Linked DNA regions of Mus musculus: region 2 is linked to region 1. The links are chromatin loops, found by intact Hi-C in ENCODE. Cell type or tissue: gastrocnemius. All regions are shown on one strand. Each heading gives the region's core, and the rest is flanking DNA. Links, peaks and the distances in the headings are about the cores only.

Region 1 (11,904 bases), core at 2,019-10,018:
AAAGAGGAGATGGCTGAGTATCTGTTGACATTCTTTCAAAACGAAAAGTCCTTACATTTCTAAAGTACAACTTCTAAGCAACATGTGGGCTATAATTCGGTTCAAGAAGTGTTAGATACAAATATTCCCAATATGAATTTATATGTCCACGAAGAGAAATCACACAGGCATAGACAAGACCACCTTAGAAAGCAAATATTACACAGGAAAATGATTGTTGCTTCTGCTTTAAAGGACTACCGCCACAAGATACTGGAGCCCGTGATGTTTATCTTGGATTTCAGTAGACAGTTAAACTGGGTGTGATCGGACAATCTGTAATCCACTGGATATGTCTTCTTGGTCTTTCTAAGGCACATATCTGGTGACACCATTCCCTACTCAGAGTTGTCAAGACTCCTTAGTTTTTGTTTTTTTTTTAACTTATTTTTTTTAAAGATTTATTTATTATTATATCTAAGTACACTGTAGCTATCTTCAGATGCACCAGAAGAGGGCGTCAGATCTCTTTACAGATGGTTGTGAACTCAGGACCTTTGGAAGAGCAGTCGGTGCTCTTAACCACTGAGCCATCTCTCCAGCCCCCTCCTTAGTTTTTTCAAGACAAATCCATAAATGCTTTTGTCATAATACATGCCCAGCACATATCCTGAAACTTATTTCTTCTACAGTCACTTCCTGAATACTGTAACTAAGGCAGATTTATTTATTTTTAAAAGTTTATATATATATGTGAGAGTTTTGCCTCTCTATATGCCTATGAACCTCCTGTAATGCATATGTGGTTTCCATGGAGGACAGAAGAGAATGTCAGATCTCCTGAAGTAGGAGTTAAAGACAGTTGTGAGCTGGGAATCAAACTTGGGTCCTCTTCAAGAGCACCAAGTGTTCTTAATTATTGAGCCACCTCGTTAATCTCGTTAACCTTTACATTAAGATTCCTTATGCTTTTGCTGTGTACCTGATCGTTTTCCCTACCTCTTCCTATTTCCCGATATTGAGTATCTGAAACTTAAAAGGCAAGATTTGGGGTTTGCATCTTACGAATAGCTGGCAGGCTTTGAATATTTTTTTTTTTTTTACTTTTTTTTTTTCTTCCCCAGACAGGCTATTGTGGGTTTCCAGGCCAGATAAAGGATGGTAGAGCATTGCCTATACCTTGGACATCTCTCAGAGCATACTAGGGTGGGGTCACTCCCTACCCAAATCAGGCTTGGGCATGCTCAACTCTACAGAGACAAAGGCCACCTGCCATGATAAAGCCAGCTAGGCTTTTGTTTCTCTGCCAGAGAACTGGATTCTGAGAAACCATGTGACCAGCAGTCTGTTACTCTAGTTGATACACTTGGAAGGCCCCTGCCCCCTATTGCAGCACCCCTTCCCTTATCTTTATTCCCCCCCCCCCAAAAAAAAACCCTGTCTGTTTCAATAAACAAGCTGTCCCCAGAAACAGTCTTCCTGGTCATTCAACCCTTTGTATTCACTGTTTTGAGAAACCCGGCTCCCCAGCTCCTCCTCATCCTGAGACACAGGTACACAACGGCCAATCTGGGGTGGAGGACCCACAGAATATCACAGTGTAACACAGTCTGGCCTCAGTCTTGAGCTTCTCCTGTCTCAGAGTCCCAGACTTCTGGAATTGCAGGGCATGGACCACTTTACCCAACCTTTGACTACACTGAGTAGGAGAATTATGCCTTCAGAAACGACTCCTAGGGAGCAGGCCCTGCCCCTTCCTTGTGCAGCACAGTAGAGCTGGCTCTGGTGTTTGGCCACCAGACAGCCTACACTGAGAGTGTGAGAGCAGGAGAGCTGTCTCAGCCCCTTGACTGCTGCAGCACTCTGGAGAGCAGGCCCTACCCTTCACCTGGGCAGTACTAGAGAGCTGGCCCAGGTAGCATGAGTGTGGAAGAACTGCATCCCATAGTGTGAGCATGGGAGAGCTTTCAGGCTGACCAATTCAGCTATTACCCAGCCCAGCTACCATCCAGGACTTTGAGTTGGCCCTCTGCAAAATCTACCTCATCTACGAACTGCTGGAGTTAGTGAAAGGGCTGATTCTACAGAACCCAAACTGCAAGATCTTGAAGACACAGGGCATCAACAGGAGATCTGAGAGGAGTCCCAGAGAGGATTCAGTGTTAGCAGAATATGTAGCAGAATATGTAGCAGAATATGTAGCAGAAGCCAGAGGCCTACAACCAGACCAACAACTCACTTCAATGAACATTTGCAAGAAAAGAACAATTGTTTAGACAAAAGGGTATTTACTGTGTGACAGAGCATGAAACATGACAGTTTCCATGGTGAGCCTGGGAGGGGGCATTGTTTGATTTCCAGTTCTGTTTTCTTTTGGGAGGAGGTTGTAAGGGCAGAAGACAGATATGGAGGGCTGGGGGGATGAGTTGGGTTAAGGTTCATGTGGTAAACTCACAAAGAATCAATAAAAAGTTAAAAAAAAATAATAAAAGAGACAATGTCCCCCAGGATGTGTAGGGAAGACTAGAAAAAGATGCTTAGAGCCAGTGCTCCAGGCTGAGTGCTCCCAGGCATGGCTAGTGAGGCACTGGGTGGCTCATTAAGTCAGATGAAGAAGGTTGCATGCCAATTCAGTCTTAGAGCTTTTGCACGCAAATATAAACATCTCAGTAGGGCATCATCACAACCAAACAGAGACATCTGAACACTGTTCATTATCTTGGCTTCATTGGGCCACATTCAGAAGTAAACTGTTTCTAAGATGCCCATGAACGTCCAATACCAGAGCTCCAGCCCTATTCCAGACAGCTAAGGGAATCCTAGGGATGACTGGGATGGCACCACTTTTTGCCTGCAGACTATTATTTTTATGTGGATGCATACCCAGGCTACTCTTAAAATAACCATTTAATCCTTCTACAAAACAGAACATTCTTCCCAAGGTCTGCTTGGTTTTTTGTTTGTTTGTTTGTTTGTTTGTTTGTTTGTTAGTTTTCTGGTTGCTTCATTTTGAGACAGGGTTTCATCGTGTAGTCCCCGGCAGCTTGCGCTTGCTTCTGTCCTACCTCAGTCTCTCCACTGCTGAGACAGATTACAGGATTGCGCTCTCATGCCTGACTTCTTCTCAGTTTTAAGAAGTATTTTTCAAAAGCACTGATAGAGATGATTTTCACAGTTACACCTAGTGATGATCATTGAGATCATTGTGTTCTCTGGAACAAAGCCCAGTAGCAGTTGGGCCTCTTGCCCATGAGAACCTACAAAGAACTCAAAGTGGATAGATCAGTCCGTCAATCCTACTGTTTCTTCTGTGTGCAACTGACTCTCTGTAGAAATTGCTGCTTTCCCAATCTCAGAGCTGTGGTGTTCTTCTTGACCTTAATCTTTGAAAAGATTATGAAATGTTTGAAATGGGACATGTATCACCATTTAAAAAAATAAAATGTTACCTCAATAGCTATTTTTTCCAAGGAAAGTGAGTATAAATCAAATTTTTGTAAGTCAAATCCTATTTTTTAATGTCCTGGAGGACTCATTATTTAATAAAACAGCACAGAGCAAATAACCATATTGTGATTTGGCTTTTATAAGCCCAGGCACACCTGTGTCACACTGTCATGGTTTTAGGACGCTCTGACTCTATAGAGGAATTTGAAGGTTGCCAGCTCTGCCTTGGACTCAGTTCAAGAGAATTAAGTTATTGAGTACTGAGACTCTTGCTACAAGGCACTCTTGTTCATAACTGTCTCAGCATGGATTCTGTAGAAAGTGCTTTTAAAAAAATGTGGAAATCTACTATAAGTTTTAAAGGACATTAAGCAAATTAATATGTTTTGGTTATGTGTGATAACATTCTCATGTTAACCACAACCATGTATCTGAGTAAATAATAATAAAGTGCTCTATGTTAAAAAATACAACACATCTTTTATTTACTGCCAGTGAACTAACCTGAATAATTTTATGTATTGAAAGTAAAGACAACAGCCAGACTCATGGAGAGTTAGAATGAAAAGGGCTAGAGAAACAAAGCAGAATTTTTAAAAGGATGAAAGAAAAAAGAACTTACTTTGCTAAAAATCACTTTCTGTTGAAATTACTTTGTGGCTTTCAACTCACAGGCAGAGAATGGGGTAACCTAGAAACATTAGACTGATTCAAATACCCTCTCTGGTTGGGTTGTGAGGAAAGACTCTTTTTTTTTTTGTGAGGCCAGAGCAGAAGAGAAGCATCTTTCAGTTCCTTTCCTCTTCTCGCCATGTGGTTTGGGTTCTCCTGGGTTCTGCTGTGTCAGCCTGTCTGGAAGATGGTCTGGAGCTTCTTTGTATCGAATATTGACAGTAGCTTGGTATTAGGGACTGATTTGTCAGTTCTCGTGCACACAGCATTTTTTGAGAGTATGTAACCCAAACCCACGCACACACTGGTGCCCATTCAAGCTGCAATGTTAAAGTGAAGATCCAGTTACAGCAATTTCATATACATCAAACCCTTGGGTTCTGCTGTGTGAAGAGACAGCCCGCTGACCAAAGAAAAAATATCCCATTACAGCTGTGAATGAGAAGACAGAGCCCAAGACCACACACACACACACACACACACTCACACACACTCACACACACACACACTCACACACACTCACACACACACTCATACACACACTCACACACACACTCACTCACACACTCACTCACACACACACACACACACACACACACACACACACACACGGGGAGGGGGCACGTTGAGGAGGGGAGACAGAAAGAGAGACAGAGAGGGATCCTTGTCATTATTCTAACTTTCAAAACAGAGTTTAGAGCAAGTCTCTTTTACAAAGTAAAATCCATACGTAGTGTTCTGTATATTATTTTTAACCCCCACAATATTCGTGCAAGATGTACATAATTATTCAACCATACAAAGAAGAAACTCAGTTGTTTGCCTGAATTCACACAGTTGGTTAAAATGGGATACTATATTTGAAACTTCGTTGGATCAACTCTTTAAGATATTAAAATCTGCCGAGTGTGGTGGTCATCACCTTTATCTCTGTATTTAGGAGGCAGAGGCAGGGGGATTTCTGTAAGTTCTGGGCCAGTCAAATGTTTGACTTTGTTTCTTTTTTTAAAAAATCTTAAGAATTGATCTTGCTGGATGAGGATTTATCTCATGTACAGTGCCCATAAAATCTGAATATGGCTATCTCTTAGCAACAGCAGACATGGCTATGCAGGAGAGAAATATGCTCATGCTTCAGATGAAAATTTCAAAATTCAATCTAAGATGCCGCCTTCAGGATGTCCACAGCGAAGAAGGGAATGAGTAAACAAAAACTGTAAGAGCAGGGAGGAATAAAAGGCAGAGACTTGGAAAGCAACGGAGGGAGAATGGGGGAAGGGCTGCCCATCCTTTTGGGGGATCCGGGAAACCTTTAGGTCTTAGAGGCGTTTGGCTTCTAAGATCCAAAGGCAACAAAACTGGGAGACGGGTTTCAACAAAGGACAGAGAAGGTGTAGGTTTTAAGTGAGTAGAATCAGACACTACCCTTTTCGCGACTAAGGCAGGAAACAGGGATTCAGCTGCTGAGGTGATTTAACAAGACAGAAATCTTGGCCAGATACTTTCAAGAGTGGTGTTTCCCAAAAGTGCACTATTTCGGTGAATCGTCTGGGAAAATGTCTTTTCGAGTTGGTCGGTCTAACCCGGCCCTGAGGTTTTGAGCTTCTAATAGTGGTAATGGTCCAAGTAATGGTGGGCTTCTAGGAGCATCCGCGCAACCTGCAAGTGAGCTCAGAAACGCAGAGTGCTTGAGCCTCACCTCAGACTTCCTGGATCCGAATCTGCATGTTAACAAGATCCCCAGGTGATTCGTGCGCACATTAAACTTTGGCAACATTCTTCGAGACGATTCTTTGTTCAATGCAAAGATCTAAAGAGGGCCTCTGGCATTGCACGCCAGCAGTCTGGCTTCTTTCTGGGGCTCCATATCCCCCAGGACTTAAAGATTTGTGCCCGAGTAGCAGCTCCTCCAGATCTTAAGCCGGTAGCAGCGCCGGGAGTTGTTCTCGTCTTAATCCTCCTCGCTGGGTTCCTTCCCACCCTAACTCGCTTCCCTGGGGCGCCCCAGCTGTGTCCCACCCCCAGCCTAGGCAGCTACTGTGCACAGCTGGAGCCCTCCATGGCTGGAGCTTCCGAGCTGCGGCGGCGGAGAGAGCCAGGCGGGGGCGCCGCAGACTAGGCTGTGCGGGAGGAGACCGCGCCCGGCGCCGGGAGCCCAGAGAGGGCCTCCAGAGAGACGCGCGGGGGAGCGCGAGCTCCGCGTGGGCTGCCAACCCGAGCAGCCTCCGCGCCACCCTGGCGCGGTCGGGTACCGCGTGAGTCGCGGATCACACCGTGGAGGCGGCGTGTATTACCTCCATCCGTGGCCCTTCGTACAGGAGCTTCCAGCCTCGAGGGCCAGTTGTCAGCGGACTAACTCTGAGAAAGAACCCGTTATCATTCCGAGCTGGCTGGGGAGCCTGGGAGGTTCGGATTGATGCAGTGACGATTTAAAACCAGCATCGCGCTTCCCTACAAGCCCGCACCTTTTTTTTTTTTTTTTTTTTTTTTTTTTTTGGCTTCTGGGAGCAGGTGGATGTTGCAGGGAGAAGGAACAGGGTCAGTTTGCCAAGAAAACTGGGCTCAAAAGCGCTATTTACAAAAGGGTGACATTTACAATGTGGAGGAGGTGGCTGGCCAGCGGAGGCCAGCCGCTGATCGAACCTTATGTGCTTGCTTTTGACCGGCCTGCAGCTTTACGCGATTACGGCTGCGCTGCAGAGCAAGGATTTCGTAGGAAGAGGAGACTATAAGTCGCGGGGTCTGCATGCAGCTGGGAGGGACGACCTTGCATCCCCCTCGCCGCTGGCCAGATGCACGGTACGCGAAAGCCTAGCAGGCGCCCCGGCTCTCGCCTTGCAGCGGTGCGAAGCGCGGATTTCCCCGCCAGTAGCTTCGTATTCAAGGCCAAGCCGGACTGGCGATTGAGAGTTAACACCTTTTCGTATAACGGGCTGAGGCAGGGGATACGAGTCTCAGCCCTTGCCGAAACCCACGAAAGTGTGCGTTTCTCGTTTCTCGTTCGGAGGATGTCAAACAGAATTGGGAGTCTGAACATTTCCAAAAGCTTCCGTGTGTTCTGTCTCGAGACCCATCGGATTTGTTCAAACTTTCGCGAGTGTGTGAATGTACGCGTGTCTCCACCCTCTCCTTCTCCCCTCCACCCCCACCCCGCCCTTGCCGGCCGAAGTCGTCCTATATAGCGATGATAAATATCCCTGTTGATCACTTGATTGATTACCTCCCTGAAAGGTCACGCGGGCTCGCAGTAATTTCCTTTTGCCTAAGGCTCCCTTTTCACTTTTACTCCAGTACGACAGCTCCGAATGCACGGGATCTTTATTTTTGATTTTAACCCCTAAATGCAACCCCTCCCGAAAACAATGCAGACAAGAAAAATCGAATAAAATCAACTCGAGACCTTTCTGTACACTCTCAGCCTCCCTCCTGGTCTTTACTGCTTTCTTCTTTCTGGTCGCCTCCACCCCCTCCTACTCCGGCCCCCTCTCCCCAGCTCCAATGTATTCTGGATACTGTTTAATAGATGAGTGTCTTGCAAGTAAACTCAGGCGTCCCTTGGGTCTGCATTTCATGTCTGTGACGCTCTCCCTTTCTCTCCTGTGGACTGAAAATTCGGATTTAAACCACCAGACAAGCTATTAATTTAGCTAGGCTACCCAGGGTCCTGAACCCAATTAATTTCTAATAATTATAGCCCAAGGGGGCTAGATAGATCTCCCTGCCTCTTTCTTTTATTGCCACACCACGCCACCGAGGTCAGCGTATAATAATAAAGTGTATATTTTGAAAGCGATCCCCAGAACGAGAGAGTTATTGCAATGAATGAAAATTGTTTCCATTTTGGCTAATTGAACCCCTGGCCGAAAGCTGGACTCTGAGACTAAATAAAGAGAACTGTTTCATTTCAACATGAAGAGACTCCTGCCTACCTCTGGTCACCCAGCGAGAGTTTAATTTCTTAACAGCCAACCTGAAACTCAGCGTTGGGTAAACAGTATTAATAATTACATTACAATGATTAAATTAATCTTTCTGGTAGCCAGGCAAATGTAGGTTTCGATTCAATAGCATGTAGAGTTCACTGCACAAAGACAATAGGCCAAGAAATACCTCCATAAAGAATTCAAACTTTCTTCTAAAGGTACTGTGGGGTTGGCTCAATTATAGTGCCAGGAAAGGAAAAAAAAACATTTCCGGTTCCTTGCTGTTTCTAGCATTAATTAAAGACACAGTTGGAAAGAGGAATACTGACCTGCCTCTTCCTTTTCAATAGTTTGTCTTCCTTTCCACTCCTACCTCTATCTCCCCATTTCTGCTCAAAGAAAGGAAGAAAGGAAGGACGGGGGTGGGGCGGGGAAACAACACACATGTGCACACACACACACATCCCAAACAAACCCAAACAGTTATTAAGCTCATGAATTTTTCCAAGTTGTCACCACTTCCAGAATGCCAGTTTCCATAGAAGGAAAGGCAAGAAAAACTTGTCCTAAGTCTGTCCTAAGTCTGTCCTAAGTCTGTCCCCCAGGAAACGAATTCGAGCAGAAGGAAAGGCGCGTGTGGGGACAGAGAAAGCAGCTTCAACTTCACCAGTTTGTCAGCCCCCCCCCCCTTTTCCTGGACTGCTTAGATCTGTGGTCAGAGGTGTTAGCAACTCCAGAGGTGGCAACAGAAAGTCACCTGCTGTGATCTCACGCCTGGGACTGGGGACAGGTGGACTTGACAGGGAATGAGAATCCGCTGGGGCAGCCGCAGGGAACCACCTCATAGCCGGCGGTGAAGGTCCACAGCCATCTGAGGGCATTCGCTCCATCAGGTTGAGCACACTTGAACTATCAACATAGCTTTTTAATTACTGCACACTTAGGGCAGGAAACAAGAGACAGTGAAAGAAAAGAATGAGAGAAAGAGAAAGAAAAGAAATTAGCTTCGAAGTTGAAAAAAAATATTATGACTCCTTTGATTTAGTTAATTTACTTTTTTATGTTTTGAAGAAAGGTGACACGTCTTTTCATACTGATTCGGCCTGAGGACACAAAAGACTGTATTTGCTACTGCAGTTACAAGAAGCCGGATTCAACCACTTCTGCTGAAATTTTAGAAAGACCTTTGTAAAAGACCAGTTCACTGAAAGATGAGGACGGGGACTTTAAACGCCAGAAGGAGTGGGTACCCCAGCCACCTACCACTGCCCTAATATCCCAACTTTCTGTAAAAGTTTAAAAGACAGATCTTTGCATCTGGTGATTTGGAGACTGTTGATTCGGTTCTGTCTTTCGCCCTTTACTGAAACCACCCTACCCTACAGTCAGCCACAAGATTTATTCTTTCAAAGCGCAAATAAGTCCAGAGTCCAAGTGGGTCTTGTTCTTAATCTCGGAGTTTGGCAACATGGTCCCTTCCTTTCTTAAAAACTTCCACCAGATCCAACTCAGGTATTGGCAGACTCCTTGGGGGCTAGGCGAACGGAACTGGGGAAGTGAGAAGGGTGGATGGGGAGGTGAGAAAGGAGGGTGGCTGCTTCCCACATCTATGTTTTGCTTTTATTCTCCACAGGGTGGCCAGCAAAATGAAATCTTCCACCTTGAATTTTCTTTCTAAGATACTCTGCTGTCTCCAGGTGCCAGGCCCTGGAGAATTCCACTTTCTGGGGATGGGGGCGGGGGGCAAACAATTCTAGGTGCTGAGAGCTGGGATCCTCTTGGGTTGTCCCCTGTGTTCTGGCCCAAGTAATGCTCCTCACAAAGTCTCTTACAGACGAGAAGCTGCTGTATGAAGCCCTTGTTTGTTCGCCTAGAACTTTTCCCTAAAGAATCTGACCTCTGCAAAACTCTAGAACCTCACACCCCCTTTCCTAGGAGAACATTTGCTGGTCAGAAGGAGGTCGCTCCTAAACAGAGTAGCTAGTAGATTTTGGGGAAGATTTTTAGAGTAGTAGACCTGTATCCATACAAGCAGTAGTAGCTTTGCACATATTAAAAGTACCAACACACACACACACATACACCTGCATGCAGTAGGCCACTAGAGCTCTAGTAGGTCTTGTAAAATCCCAGGTGCCTCTGTGGGGGAGGGGAGATGGAGATGGCAGGATTCCCTGGGATTCATGTGTGTGTGGGCTCCAGCATTTTCTCCTCTGGAAGCTGTTTTCACTCCGGTTCTCTGCCATTTCCTCCTTTACTTCCCCTGTCTCTCCCTCATATTTCAAGGTTACACATCTGTCTCCCTTGGGAGCTGTAGCTTGGTTCTCTAGGGACCTGTATCTTATGTCTGAATGCTCCTGGAATTACACAGCTCTGGGGAGGGAAAGGTGGTGGGTATTCTTAGATGAGGTAGGTCCTGTAAGCTTGGCCACCGAAGCCCCTGGGAATTGAACCTAGATATTCGCTCTCTCACAACCGCAGTCTGAGCTCAAACTAAATGAATACCAACAGGTGCAACTGAGTTCCCAACAACCCTGCTCGTCCTTGCTCTCTCAGAGGAGAGACCAGGACTTTCCTGCTTCTTCCGACTTGAGTTTTAGGATGGTAGCAGCACCGCACGGAAAAGATGGCAATTTTCTTTTATGGTGTCTGGCAGGATTTGCAGCAGATATTAATGGAGACATAAATAGCACGTGGAAGGTATTGAACACAACTGTTTAATGCAAGAAGGTTGTACTAAGAAAAATCCATACTGAGTTGGGAGTGATTCATACCTTGAACACACCTAACCCCTTGCGCCTTCATTTCTGCCTGCACACTTCATTAGTAAATTCTGTAATTAGGCACATTTCAACAATGTACGTTTTGTATTTTCTAGGTATGCGTATGGAATTTCCCCCCTTCCTCCTTCTGGTGACCCCAGAGGTTGTAGGTTTCAGTGAGTGAGTGGAAATGGCAGGCGGGCTGGGTAGCAGCAGGAGGCCGGAAGGTGCCGGCCGACCTTAGGCAAGGCAGGAGGTCTTGGATGTCAAATGTTCAGCCCGGCGGGACCTGGGCATCAAGGGCGATTGTTGCTACTTGATGGAAACAGACTACTGAAATGTTCCTAGGATGGCAGCTACCGTTGGTATTACAGCTAAAATCGAGAACCGGTTATTCATCCAAAGCGGAAGCCCCAGGAACTTCAGAAGGAGAGAGCGGCAGCAAGGGCAGAGCTCTGAAGTTCAAGATGCTTCTCGCCTTCTGATAACACGTTCACGGTCCAGTCCTCAGCCTAGTTCTTGTGTAGACGGAAAGATTTATCCTAAAGTTTTTTTTCCCTCCTCCGCTCGGTTCCCCTACAGACAATGTAATTTATGGTGGAGAAAACATTAATAATAATTATAATGCAGGCTTATTGACTCCCACACAGACATAGTCCTCTGCCCCACGAATCAATTCTCTGTCCAAGACTTTTCATTTCTTTTCTTTTTCTTTCTTTCTTTTTATTTTTTTTCCCGTTTGGGCGAAGTGTCTGCTCCCCTCCAGCTCCCCGCGCTCGCTCCCCGCCCCCTGCCGCCCTCCCCGTAGCTCCCTTTCTCCGCCTCCTCGGCGATTGCCATCTGACAAGATCTCCAAATCAAAGTGATAAATCGCTCCAAACTTTTTTTGGCGGCGCTGAGATGTTGGAGGGGCGTCTAACGCGCATGTGCGAAGGTGTCCAAACTGACAATGCTAGAGATAGCGAGTGTGGATTGAGAGAAAGAGAGAGAGGGAGGGAGAGAGAGTGAAAGACCGAGTGTGTGCGTGTGTGTGCGTGTGTGAGACAGAGGAGAGAGAGAGAGAGAGAGAGAGAGAGAGAGAGAGAGAGAGAGAGAGAAGGGAGGGGGAGAGAGAGAGCAAA
Region 2 (11,904 bases), core at 2,011-10,010, 520 kb after region 1:
TTCAGAGATTTTTCTTTATCTCCAGGAGCTCCTCCCATTACTACATAGTTAAAGTCAAATAGTCCAGACATCTAATGATTTGCTCAGGCTTTTAAAATTTCTTGTTATGATAATACCTTTCTCTTGAAGTCTTACATAGCTCCCCTTTACAAACCAGTTTGATTGGAATAAGTAGCACATTTCTTTAGACTTGGTCTCATCTTACCTGTGCATCTCTCTCCATCCTTGATAAATCTCCTCTTAATCTTACCTTTCTATATTCTTTACCTAAAATCAAAGGCATGCCTACCTACAGGGTATTATTGTCCACAAGCAATGCTTTTCTTATCATCGTTGAATATAGCCACAAGTTTTGTGTACTTTTTTTTTTTTACCCTGAAGCATCTTTCTTCCCCCCCACCCCCGAAAACTCAGACTCTTTGAATTTCCCTGAGAGAGGCCATTAATACTCAGTACACATAAGTTGATCTTTCAGATGAAAACCAAGCCAGTCTTTCTATTATGGTGATCAGAATGACCTAGGCATATTCTGTAGGATGTTTTGTCTGTCTGTGTGTGTGTGTGTGTGTGTGTGTGTGTGTGTGTGTGTGTGTGTGTGTGTGTGTATTAGGATTCTGCATCATGGAAAGGAACATAGTCATTTGAATTCTCTCCTGCCCTCACATGGTCCTCAAATGTAGGAAAGCTCTCAGGCAGCCAAGGTATTGTTAACCTTGTCATTTACCCAAAGTGATAAGTACTTTCATTTTTAAACTGGCTCCTGTCAGCTGGTATTTAGAATGAGAGAAGTCTACTGTTGCCTCTCAATCAAAAGAAACACGTTAATAAGAGATTACCCAATGCCTGTTGTCCATTCTGAAGCAACGAGATATAGAAGAATGTGTGCCCCACAAAGAATACGAAGGCAGAATTCACTTAGGCGATCCTGCCAGCTCCCTGGTGGTTAATGAATGGCAGCAAGACTCTGCAGTGTTTTCAGTTGGAATGGGCATTGTTCTCATTTGTGCTTTACCTTATAAACTTTTAACTGCTTCCAGGACGATCATGGTTGATTTGGCACACCCGCTTCCACTCTGCTCAGGCTCATATGAGTGATGCTATCGGACTGCCTGACACTAGAACAGTGTTGTTATTGCAAGCTTATTATGGGCTCAATTATTAACTTATTTTCTTTGGCCTTTTACTGAGGAGAGGAAAATCCACTTTCCTTCAACATTCACTTAATATACACGGTGCAAAAACAATGAGGCCAAAAGCTCCGAGTGTAGAGAACGGCAAGCTCCCTCGGCTCCCCCCACTTTGTAGAATATGTTTGCCTCCACTGTCAGGTAATTTGTTAATTTCTCCTCCACTACAAGGATTTCTGTCCACGTTCCCTATGCTTTCTTTTGATGTTAAAGTTATTATTGGCTTTGGGCATTTGCTTTGCTTTGCTTTTAAGTCAAATCCTACTTTTATACCAAAGTTGTACTCTGCTGTTTTAAGATGAATGCCAGCTGGCAGTACCCAGGGACCAGCTTTGAGTGCAGCGTGCGAGCTGACCCTGGAGGATGCTATCTGCCTGATAAGTTGCTTCCTTTACCCTAAGATGAAACTGCCTCGGACATAGTTTGCTGTTTGATATTTGCATGAGAAAAACAGTCCCACCTCCCTTCCTGTCTATAATGCTCAGACCATGATGGTGGCACAATACATACAGGAGCCTTTCACTGGGAATCACAGACACTGTGCCTTGAAAATGGTGACCTAAAGTATTATGCCATATTAAATTGAAAGTCACCTGCTACATCACGTGTACATTTTTAATAATCAATGTTTGCATCATCTTTCATTCAGGAAGAGCTGAAAACATAAAGCACTCAGGAGATTCTAGCTCTTTCTGGTACAAAGCCAGAAAGGTGGTCATCAGCAGGTTTCACAAGCCACCAAGGAGAACTTGGTGGTCAAGGGCATAAGAAATGCCTCCAACTTGGAAGGACACCATCCAGAGATGATCTTTAGCTTCTTTGTAATGAGACTGTGGCACTTTTGCCAAAGCTTCAGAGAAGACTTGGAATGTTCAATTGGTTTACATAGGATTAAAAAAAAAGTCAATATGTGTAAGCCCTTTCCTTACACAGGCACCTTCCTTGTGGGCCCTGTGGGGGAGATCCTGAGACATTAGTTCAGATATTGGTGCAGGCTTCTACACTGGGTAAACAGCTCTAAAGGCACACTAAGTGGCTCTTCAGCTCTTTTCTTTTTATAGAAACTAAACCCGAAATCAAATTTGTCTTCTTTAATTCATTAAATTATATTTGGCTGTTTTCTCATAGTATTAATAATGAGTTGAGAATGCATAGAAGAAAAAAAAAACTTCAATGATGTTTTCTACTGGATGTTTTTAAAAGAGGGAAACCCCACTTTGTCTCGTGTGTGTGTGTGTGTGTGTGTGTGTGTGTGTGTGTGTGTGTGTGTGTGTATTAATGCAATTATTTATTTTAGGCACATGGATTGACCTCAGGGCTTCATACATGCCAGGCAAGCTTGAGGACACAAGGCTACCTCTATCCATTCCAATCCCCTATGTCTTGATTTTTCTCTGTGGCTATAAAGATAGATGCAGAACACCTTCTGTTTGGAGAAACTAAAGGGTGTATGGCTTATGCAAGGCTTAACCATGATAAAGCTAACATTCTGTTGGGAGGGCTTATTTCCTGGCTGCCCATGTCTGTCTTCCAAAGATGCTTCTCTGCCTCCCTGTAAAATTAGACTCAGAATGTACACTGGGATCTTTTTATCCAGAGGTCAAAAGCTTGACTTCACTATAGCTTTCTTGAGTTAGGGTTTCTCACATTGCTCTAGGGGTAGATGAGGGGTCTAGGCTGTGCTTCTTGGGATGGTCAAGTGTATATACATATGGTGTATGAGCCCAGGCTGTCTCTGCAGCACCAAGACTGAGAGCTATGTTCCCACCAAATGTTGACTCTGTTTAGACATGGACACTGTCACTCAGACTCCCTCCCAGCCACTTCCAAATACACAAGTTCCACTTGGCTTTCCCTGCTCCTGCGTGGTCCTTTGAATGAAGCTATAGAAGAATAAAGCACTCCAGCCAAACATTAGGAGTTGGAGGAGGGAGAAATCAACTGACAGCTTGAAAGGGGAAAAAAACAGTGATAGTCTGAAAAAGCTGATTTTTCATATAGATTCTGCAGGGAGTATATTTCTCTATTATTTCAATTATTAGAACTTCCTGAATAGGTTGCAGGTCACTCATAATTCACACTTCTGTCATTTTTAAACATGCCAAGTGCAGAATATTATGCATAAATAAAACTTCCAGTGCTTTACCAGAGACATAAACGGAAAACCATAACAATGAGGCCTTGTTCATCTTTTAAAGAGTAAATGGTTTATTTTGTTTCTTTTTTTCTCCTGGACACCGGTTTACCTTCTAAGTCAATAGTACAAACATAACACTTTGAGGTGACCCAAGTGTGGTAGATTATCAGCAAAGCTGTTCTGAAAGATTCTTAAATTTTCTCTTCTGCAGAATAATGAATAAGAACGTAGTTTTACCTTTTGTAAGGGCAAATGGAAATATCGTTATCTTGATGGCAGATTTGGTTGGACAGAGGCCTTGACAAAATTGAATTAGTCTGAGAGCCTTCTGTGGACTCTTAACTCTTCTCAGAATGCTTTTGAGCATCTCTACCCTCTGTGGTGTGGCCTTCTTGAGCTAAAGAAACTGAAGGAACTAAGCATCCAATGACATGTACTTAATGTTAATTCTCATTTTATTTTTATATAAGATATATATATATATGTATGTATGTATATATATATATATATAAAAAACATAATATATAATTAATTGTGGCCTATATCAAGCACAATTAGAGTTAATCTGGTCATTACACATTAACAATTAATGCATATGATTGTTAATAGTTTATGTAAAATTTTAAATTCATTGAAAATATGAACTTTGCTTATTAGATGTCACATGTAAAGTACATAATATGTCTTAGTAAAAATTATTTATGTGTAATACTGAGTGACAGTTGATCTCTAGAATCTTAGAATTGGCTGACTTCTGTCCATACCACTGCTATTTTTAAAAAATTCTTTGTATTGTCTTGTGGACTTGCTTTTTTGCATTAGAATTGGTTTCAGAGTTTGCTTAAAATATATTAATTATAATAACTATATCTATAGTAAGTGATGCCCATTTACAAGTATACTTATGCTTAAGCAATAAATGTCACTAATAATGAAGGAGAACAATGTTGACTATTTTTCATCTTGTTTTTCAATTATGTAAACAATTAAGGATTCTTTTTGAAGAGTCATCAATTTTGCTAGTGAGAGGAAATACAATGAGAGTTGGTGATAAAAGACTATGGCAAAGTCAGTTAGTAAAATAAGTGCTATAGACCCTTAGTTTTTTAAGTTGAAGAATTCAGAAGTCCAAGATATCAGTCATGCTTTTTGGAAAAGAAAAAAAAAAACCAGTCTATCCGTATGCTAGAAAAATTAAATTTTTATGTTATGAAAAAGTTTAACTGTATGGAAAACTCAGTCATTTTCTTAATATCTATTTCTGAATTTTAGTATCATGTATCAAATTTAGATTTCTAGAGAGATCAATGAGTTTGAGATATGTAATAATTCGATTGAGTTTGAGATATTCAATAACACAATTATTATATTAGAATTTCCATGTTCCTGTCTCCCAAACTGCAAGAACCATTCTTCTGCCTTTCCACTATGTGCTGGGATTACCTTTCATTTTAGCATAGTCTTTATGAGTGAGTGAGAGAGAGAGAGAGAGAGAGAGAGAGAGAGAGAGAGAGAGAGAGAGAGAGAAACAACTTTTGTCTTGGTTGAAACTTCTTTCTGAATACTTAATATTTCTGTACTTGTATTGAATTCATCACAAACCCTAGGACATTTTAATTTTGGATCCAGTTAAGTTTTTCCACACAACTACAATGGGGAAGGAGAACTGTTAACTCTTTTATGGAATTTAGCAGACAAATCAACTCCCATTTTTTTCCACAGCACAAACCCCAGAAAAGTAGTGTATTTTCTTCTGCTGCATAACTCAGATGACACAGGGTTTACAGGCTTGCAGTGCAGCCAAGTCTCTGGGGATGCCCTGGTCTTAAAGGCGGGCTGTCTATAGCATCCACACCGGTAAGCGCCTGCACACACCACTCCTGACGCTGTCAGTTTCTTATTTACCACAAGATGTTTTTATAACTCGAAAGGAGAGACATAGCATTTCCTGAGAATAGAGACACAGCATTTCCTGAAGGAGGAGGTTCATTCAGGGTTGTCTCCCATCGTTTTCCCATGTAATTCAGTTTGAGGGGAAACAAAAAAAAAAAAAAAAAAAAAAAAGGAAAAGAAAAGCCATTTTGTCTTGTATTATAGGACTTCTCTCACATGTCAAAAGCTTGATAGTATATTTCTATTGTCGTAGGCATATCTGGGCTCAAGTATTTGAATTATACTTTGGTGCCATTCTAATTAGAAAAGGCCATGGAGTTTGAATGTGGGTCTTCTAAGATCCCAGGGAATGGCAGACAGCAAGGACCACAGGGGCAGAAACACCTTGAGTGGAAGACCGGACCCTCGAGGGTGTGGAGGGTGCGACTTCGAGGCACATTCTTATTGCTGCATGGGGAAGCATGCCCAGAATTTGCCCTCGTTATGACTGGCGCTTGCCAGTTCTTTTCAAACCCCAGTTTCATGAGCACCATAAAAATTCAGTTAAAATAGAAAAGAACACCCTGAAGTTAAAATCCACTCTGCTTTGCCTTGCCTTTCATGGCCTGGAATGTCACCTTTTACCTCCAGTAAATAAAGCCAACGTCAACACTCTTCCATGTCTTTTATATTTTATGCACTCAATATTCTTCACATGACAATCTGGACACTTAAAGGGTAATTACAGGAGTGATCTATGTCCCGGCAAAGAGAATTGTCTTCATAATATATAGTTGCAGTGTATCTATCATTTTCTTTTGTTCCTTGGACTGCTCACATTGGATTGAGTAAATCTAAAATGGAATTAAAAGAGACATGATTAATAGAGGACTGGAAAGAAATCATGATATCATAATACTTTCTTAAAGTGGCCTGACATGTGTGTCTGGGAAGCGTTCCTCAGCCAATACAATCCTTCTCTTTGACCGTCTTGCTGTGCTTTGTCTTTTTAACCTCACTGTTTCTGAGAAGCGACTGAAAAGTCCGAATGTGTCACGATTCAAATGTTAGCATGCTGTTGGAAAGGAAGCTAATAAGTTAAACGTGTAAGAGATGCCAGGACAGAGGTGATTCAAACTGCTGAGAGAAGCCATTGTTTTCTAAGGGGAAATGGACTCAAGAAGGAAGCGGGGTACTTACCCATGTTTAACTCAAAGGTGTAAGGAGGAAGGCACACGGGCACAGTGATATTATCTTCATCTGTTAACTTCATGAGCAGGATTCTCTCCTCTGCCTGTGAGGCCCTGGAGAGTGATGGGTAGGCTCTGGGTACAAGGTGACCATGTTCTGCTTTGCGTTTCCCTTTAAAATAGAAACTTCAGTAGAAGAATCCTGTTCTATAATAGTCTAGATTTCACTTTTAGACAAATAAAAGAATCTCAGGTTGTATTACAGCAGTGTTCAGCACTCTTTTCTGATGGCCAATATAGAGGAAGTTAAGTTAGCTTAACTACTAATGAATAAAGAAAGCTTCATTTTAACATGGAAGAGACTAAGCAGAAAATATTATTCATTGAATATACCTAAATTTCACATAATTCTGTGCTCTGGTCTTTTTATAGAAACACATACACACCACCACCACCACCACCACTACCACCACTACCACCACCATCACTACCAACTGGAGTTTAGAGCCACCTACTGGAAGAAAGAGGCGCATACTTCTCTGAAGCCCTCTAGCATTTCAAAGGATACACAAATAGTTAAATATAAAAATAGAGGAATATTTCCATTTATCTTATAAGCCAGTTTACACAGATTTCCTCAGTTTGAAACAACCAAACAGTCCTGGTTAGCAGACACAGAGCCAGTCCAAAGCTGGTCTTAAATGAACAAACATTTTCTTCAGGTTATTCTTCCAATTTCTTGGTTGCAGTTGTCTTCCCTATTGTTTTATATATATTTTTTTCCTCCTACATTTGTCCTGGTGTTCAGAATAATAGGGATGGAGTGCAGTCTTGTTTATTTAAGGTTTAGCTAGTAGAAGTATTGGTGTGTGGTAACAGGAAAATAGAATACAGGTTACCATGAGCAAGATGAAAGTGTGAGAAAAGACATAGGGCCGATGCACACTGATGGTTCACAGGGCTAAAAGTTTTAGTGTTTACGAGGTGCAGTATAGCTTCTCTTTTATCCCCCCCCCCCAAACCTCCACTTGATTATAGAGTTGTTATTTAATAAATAACCTCCGGATAAGACAAATGATTGATAGCATTCTGGTGGTAAGGTAAATACATATCTTGAAGATATCTGTGATTAAATGTGTCATTTATCCGTGATAAAAGTCCGGAGCCTAAACACACAGGAGGTCACGGCTTCTCTGTCACTGAGCTCTTAGGAAAGGTAGGTAGTAGATCTTGGATATTTCAGATTATGATTCTTCACACAGCTTCCCCAACCCACTAGTAGCAGATTTATTAAGTCTTTCCTGTCTGTCTTGCCTTATCGAGAAAGCCAGGGCAAAAGAACCCAAATCAGCAGCCAGATCACAGAGTGAACAGGAGGCACAGTGCTTGCATGTGGGAGCTGCAATCGGGAGCTGGGGCACAAGGTCAGGGACTAGGTAGGGGATCACCTTTTGCATCGGTGGAAGCAGAGAGTGGTGTTTGGGAAAAATGATTCTGTTCTTCAGAGACCATAGCTGTTGAGTTTGCTACGATCCATCAGCCATTCCCTTTGGAGTCTGTTGTAGAGAAAGGATCCTTTGCTAAGCAGGGGCCCCTCCGGGTTAGCTAGGGCACTGCCGGACAGGACAGCCAGGAGTGTTAAGCTTTGCAAAGACGTGGCCTGCTAGGTGCTTTGAGGAATTCAAGGATGGAAAAGTTCTTTTCTAAACATATGTAGATTATAGGTAACACAGCAAACTCACATTATGAAATTTTGTGTGTATACTAGCTAGGATTTGGAAATGTCTTGTAAACTCCTTGAGAGATTTTTTTTTTCCAACAAGGAGATTATTTTCTTCTCTTAGTTAATAAAACAGAAATTACCATTTCCTTTGGTAAAAATAAAAATAAAGGGGAATATGTTTATGAAAATAGGAGAAAATTTAAAGCTGCCCTGGTGCATCCTGCCTTTTGTTAACGTTTGCTCATGTCTGTCTTTCCTGCCACCTGTGCCTGCTCTTTGAAGATATTCTACCGAGTAGTCGCAGACATTGCGCCTGGGGAAGAGCTCTTGCTGTTCATGAAGAGTGAAGAGGACCCGCACGAACCCATGGCGCCTGACATCCACGGTGAGTGCTGAGTGCCAGGCGCAGTGGTTTCAAGAGCAGCATGTCTAAGAGGGTCCTTCGCACCTGTGGTTTCTTCCTTTACTTCCTTGGCTGCACAGTGCCATTTTGGCAGACATGTTTATCTCAGAATGGATATTTTCTGGAGTTGACATGTGGCTACATTGATGGAGAAAGCAGTTAGCTGAGGTCTAAGCTGAAGTATACATAATGAAAAACCTGAAAGCTTGATCAAGAGCATCACTTTAAGTTTGGTTACAATTCCCTCTGTAAGAATCTTTCCACTCTTTCTAAAGAGTTTGTTGTTTAGTGCGTGAGTGTTCTGGCTGCATGGCTGTATGCGCACAATGTACACGCAGTGCCTACAGAAGCCAGAAGGGGGCGTCAGATCCCATTAGCTTGAGTGATACACGATTTTGAACCACCATGTGGGTGCTAGAAATTGAGCCCAGGTCCTCTGCAAGAGCATCAGGTGCTTTTAACGACCGAACATCTTTCCAGCCTTCTCTTTTCACTTCTTGAGAGTCACCATAAGTAGCCAGGCTTGGATCTTTCTTCAAATACCAACTGTCTCTCCCATGTGTATTTCTATTACTGGCAAAGTGTCTCTGTGAGAGCAAAATCTTGATTGCTTGTGTGTCATGGAGGTGAGTTGTTTTCTTTTCCTTCCAGTTCCTGTCTCCTAATATAATGTGATTTGGTTCAACACTGTATGTTGAACCAAAAATACTTGAGTTAGAGGCCAGTCTCCAGTGACTCGAGGGAGACCTTTTGCTTTCAAACCTAGTTATTTTAACTCAAGTGGTATCCCCTGTAGTTGGGCTCCATTTTGTTTGTTTGTAAAGTATTATGGTGATTTGGGAATGTCTTTGGGGCATGTGTTTCCCTTTTGGAAGTCTGACATTGAAATTGCTTTTAGAAATATAGACTTCCCGGTCAACCTGGTAAAGTTTGAGCCTGAATGGGGAGTCTGGCCTTTCTTAGACAGTACAGCATGCTTCATGCTACGGGCTCCTCTGGTGTCCCATGTCATCTGTACATGGTCATTGAGTTCTAGGTGTTTCAGGTCCAAATAGAAGTGCTCATTCCACTCTTAAGTGTTTTAAGATACTCATTAAAGCATAAAGTATTCTTGGGGCTAGAGAGATAGTTTACCTTGTAAGTTTGTAGGCCTGAGTTTGATCTCCAGAACCCATCTAACAAAATCCAAGAGTGGTAGCAGGTAGTCCCAGTGCTTATGAGGTGGAAACGTGTGGCTTTGGGACATTGACTGGCTTGCCTAGCTAACCTAATGAGTTCCAGGGCAGGCATACACACACACGCACACACGCACACGCACACGCACACGCACACGCACACGCACACGCACACGCGCACGCGCAGGCGCAGGCGCACGCACACGCGCACGCGCAGGCGCACGCGCACGCGCACGCGCACATGCACACTCATCCTTGAACCATTAGCTGTATGTTGTTTCAATGTATCAGGCTGTTCTGAAACATATAACCAAATACTGAATGTTTAAGTGGTTATTTGGATTTTTTACTTCTAGACAAAATAAATTTAAAGCATATGCATTCTTTATGCAGGATATAGTGCATTTTGCATATATTATCCTATTTAACCTTTTACATGCAGATTAAAATTTCTGAGTGAGGAATTTCACAGATGGAGAAACTGAGGCTAAGGCAATGTAGGTTATCTAGGAAGACCACATGGCTAGCATGTAGAGTTGGCCTCCAGGGTAGTGCCCTTGCTGTCTAATATTGGGCTTTTTCTATGCATTTTAAAGCCTGGAAGTTTTCTTTCTTTATGGGCTCCTGATTGAGATTGGAAGCCAAGATCTTGAATGTATAAGACAGTGTTATAACTGTAGGAAAAAGTTTCTTTGGTTGCTCCTGTTGAGATTTCTGTCTCTAAGGCAGAGGAGATTGATTGAAGAGTAACCCACCCTTGTAACTGGGCATCCAATCAGATGTCTCTAAGGCATAAGAGATTGATTGAAGAGTAACCCACCCTTGTAACTGGGCATCCAATCAGATGTCTCTATGGCAGAAGAGATTGATTGTAGAGTACACCCAACCTTGTAACTGGGCGTCCAATCAGATGATGCTACCTGAGCCCTTTGCCATTGGACCCTTGTAACCTTGTTAATGGTGTCATTTAAGCTAAATCCATGTCCCAGTGGATTATGGTAGCAGGCTCTTGGTAGTTTTCCTCTTAGATCTGCCCCACTGCAGATGGGTGAATTCTTCTACAAAGCAAACCTGAACACATCCCAGCTCCCAACTTCCAGTGATGTTCTGTTCCTTTCTTAACATGACCATCCATGCCCTTCTGTCCCTTCACTTCCTTCCTTCCTTCCATGTGCCTTAAATCCCTGGCATACTTGGCTACAGGCTTACCCCTCTGTGAGTCACGTGTGTGAGTCCCTCTAGCCATCCCACCTGGCTGAGTGTTACCCATGAAAGCCCTTTGTGAGTCAGTTTCTCCAGCTTAGCTGAGTTATGCAGTTCCCCATTGCTCCCGTGTGTTCATTTGTCTTGGCATTGCAGCTATACATGTGCCTCTGAGTTCCTGCACACGCATTCTCTAGCAAAGCATATGGCAACTCAGTAGGCAATTACAATGTTTTCCCCCAAACACTTAGTCAATTAATAACTGAAGAATAACGTCTTCCTTGGTTATGGGTCTACAAAACAGTCTGTGTGTCATGGTGTTACTATGGGTGTTTTTAGGCATCACGAGGTATACACAATACCTCTTGGGTCATACCTGTGGACTTTTGTGTGGGTTCTCAGCCATTGAGTAGAAAGAGTAGGAACAGTGCTCTTTCTAACCAACTTCATTAAGCTCATTGTATTTTCAACTATTACCGTCTATGTACTCTACTGATTTAAAGTATAAATTCATGTTTGCTATCTAACAAAGCTATGCCAATTATCGCTGGCTCCTGAGAAATATAAATTAGCCTCAAAGAGTTCTGGAAACACCTTGTGCTGCACTCCAGGTAATTGATGGTTTACTAACAATGATGGGCATAATTGCACCTCAGACAGGGCCTCTGTGTACATGCCTTTGGCTTAGGGAAAAGAAGTGAGTTTGGGTTCGGACCCAGCCACTTCTCTTTTGGGTCCATAACTGATTACTTAGTCGCTCTAAGCCTTAGTACTGTCATCTGAAAAATTGGGTGAAAATCAGACCTATATATTCTTATACTTAGCTGTTAAGGAATATGAGTAACTCCTGGATTGGCTTGAAACTTGAGATTATGATCAGTAAAAGGCAATTACCACTTCCATTATCCCGAGAACCTACAAAGATTCAGGTGCTAAGTTTTACTTGAAGGGGAGATTACCTGGTAGCCTCTGTAGGTGCATTATTCTCCCAGACATCTTATGGGGTCCTTCGCA

What was found. Hi-C counts contacts between places; a loop is a spot of excess contacts. Peaks named below come from ENCODE experiments on the same cell type or tissue, not always from the same donor. Only the 100,000 strongest peaks of a DNase experiment are listed, where the experiment ranks them.
Region 2: it touches region 1 in a loop (4-fold over the local background); 8 of 42 quality-filtered maps call a loop at or near these places.

The regions. Positions count from the first base shown.
Region 1 is chr3:30,509,533-30,521,436 of GRCm38, reverse strand. It overlaps Mecom (MDS1 and EVI1 complex locus), which reads left to right and starts at 11,678. Exons shown (of 16, transcript NM_001370769.2): 1 at 11,678-11,904. In gastrocnemius, for the core only: a CTCF peak has its summit at 6,208 (motif pointing right); DNase peaks (open chromatin) are centred at 6,218, 6,897, 7,261 and 8,784; H3K4me3 peaks cover 2,408 bases; H3K27ac peaks cover 1,393 bases.
Region 2 is chr3:29,994,236-30,006,139 of GRCm38, reverse strand. It overlaps Mecom (MDS1 and EVI1 complex locus), which reads left to right. Exons shown (of 16, transcript NM_001370769.2): 4 at 8,392-8,494. It overlaps Gm52621 (a long non-coding RNA gene), which reads right to left and starts at 9,847. Exons shown (of 3, transcript XR_003954598.1): 1 at 9,647-9,847; 2 at 6,397-6,558; 3 at 5,893-6,050. In gastrocnemius, for the core only: CTCF peaks have their summits at 6,933 (motif pointing left) and 8,841 (motif pointing right); no DNase peak of the experiment used is centred there; H3K27ac peaks cover 1,015 bases.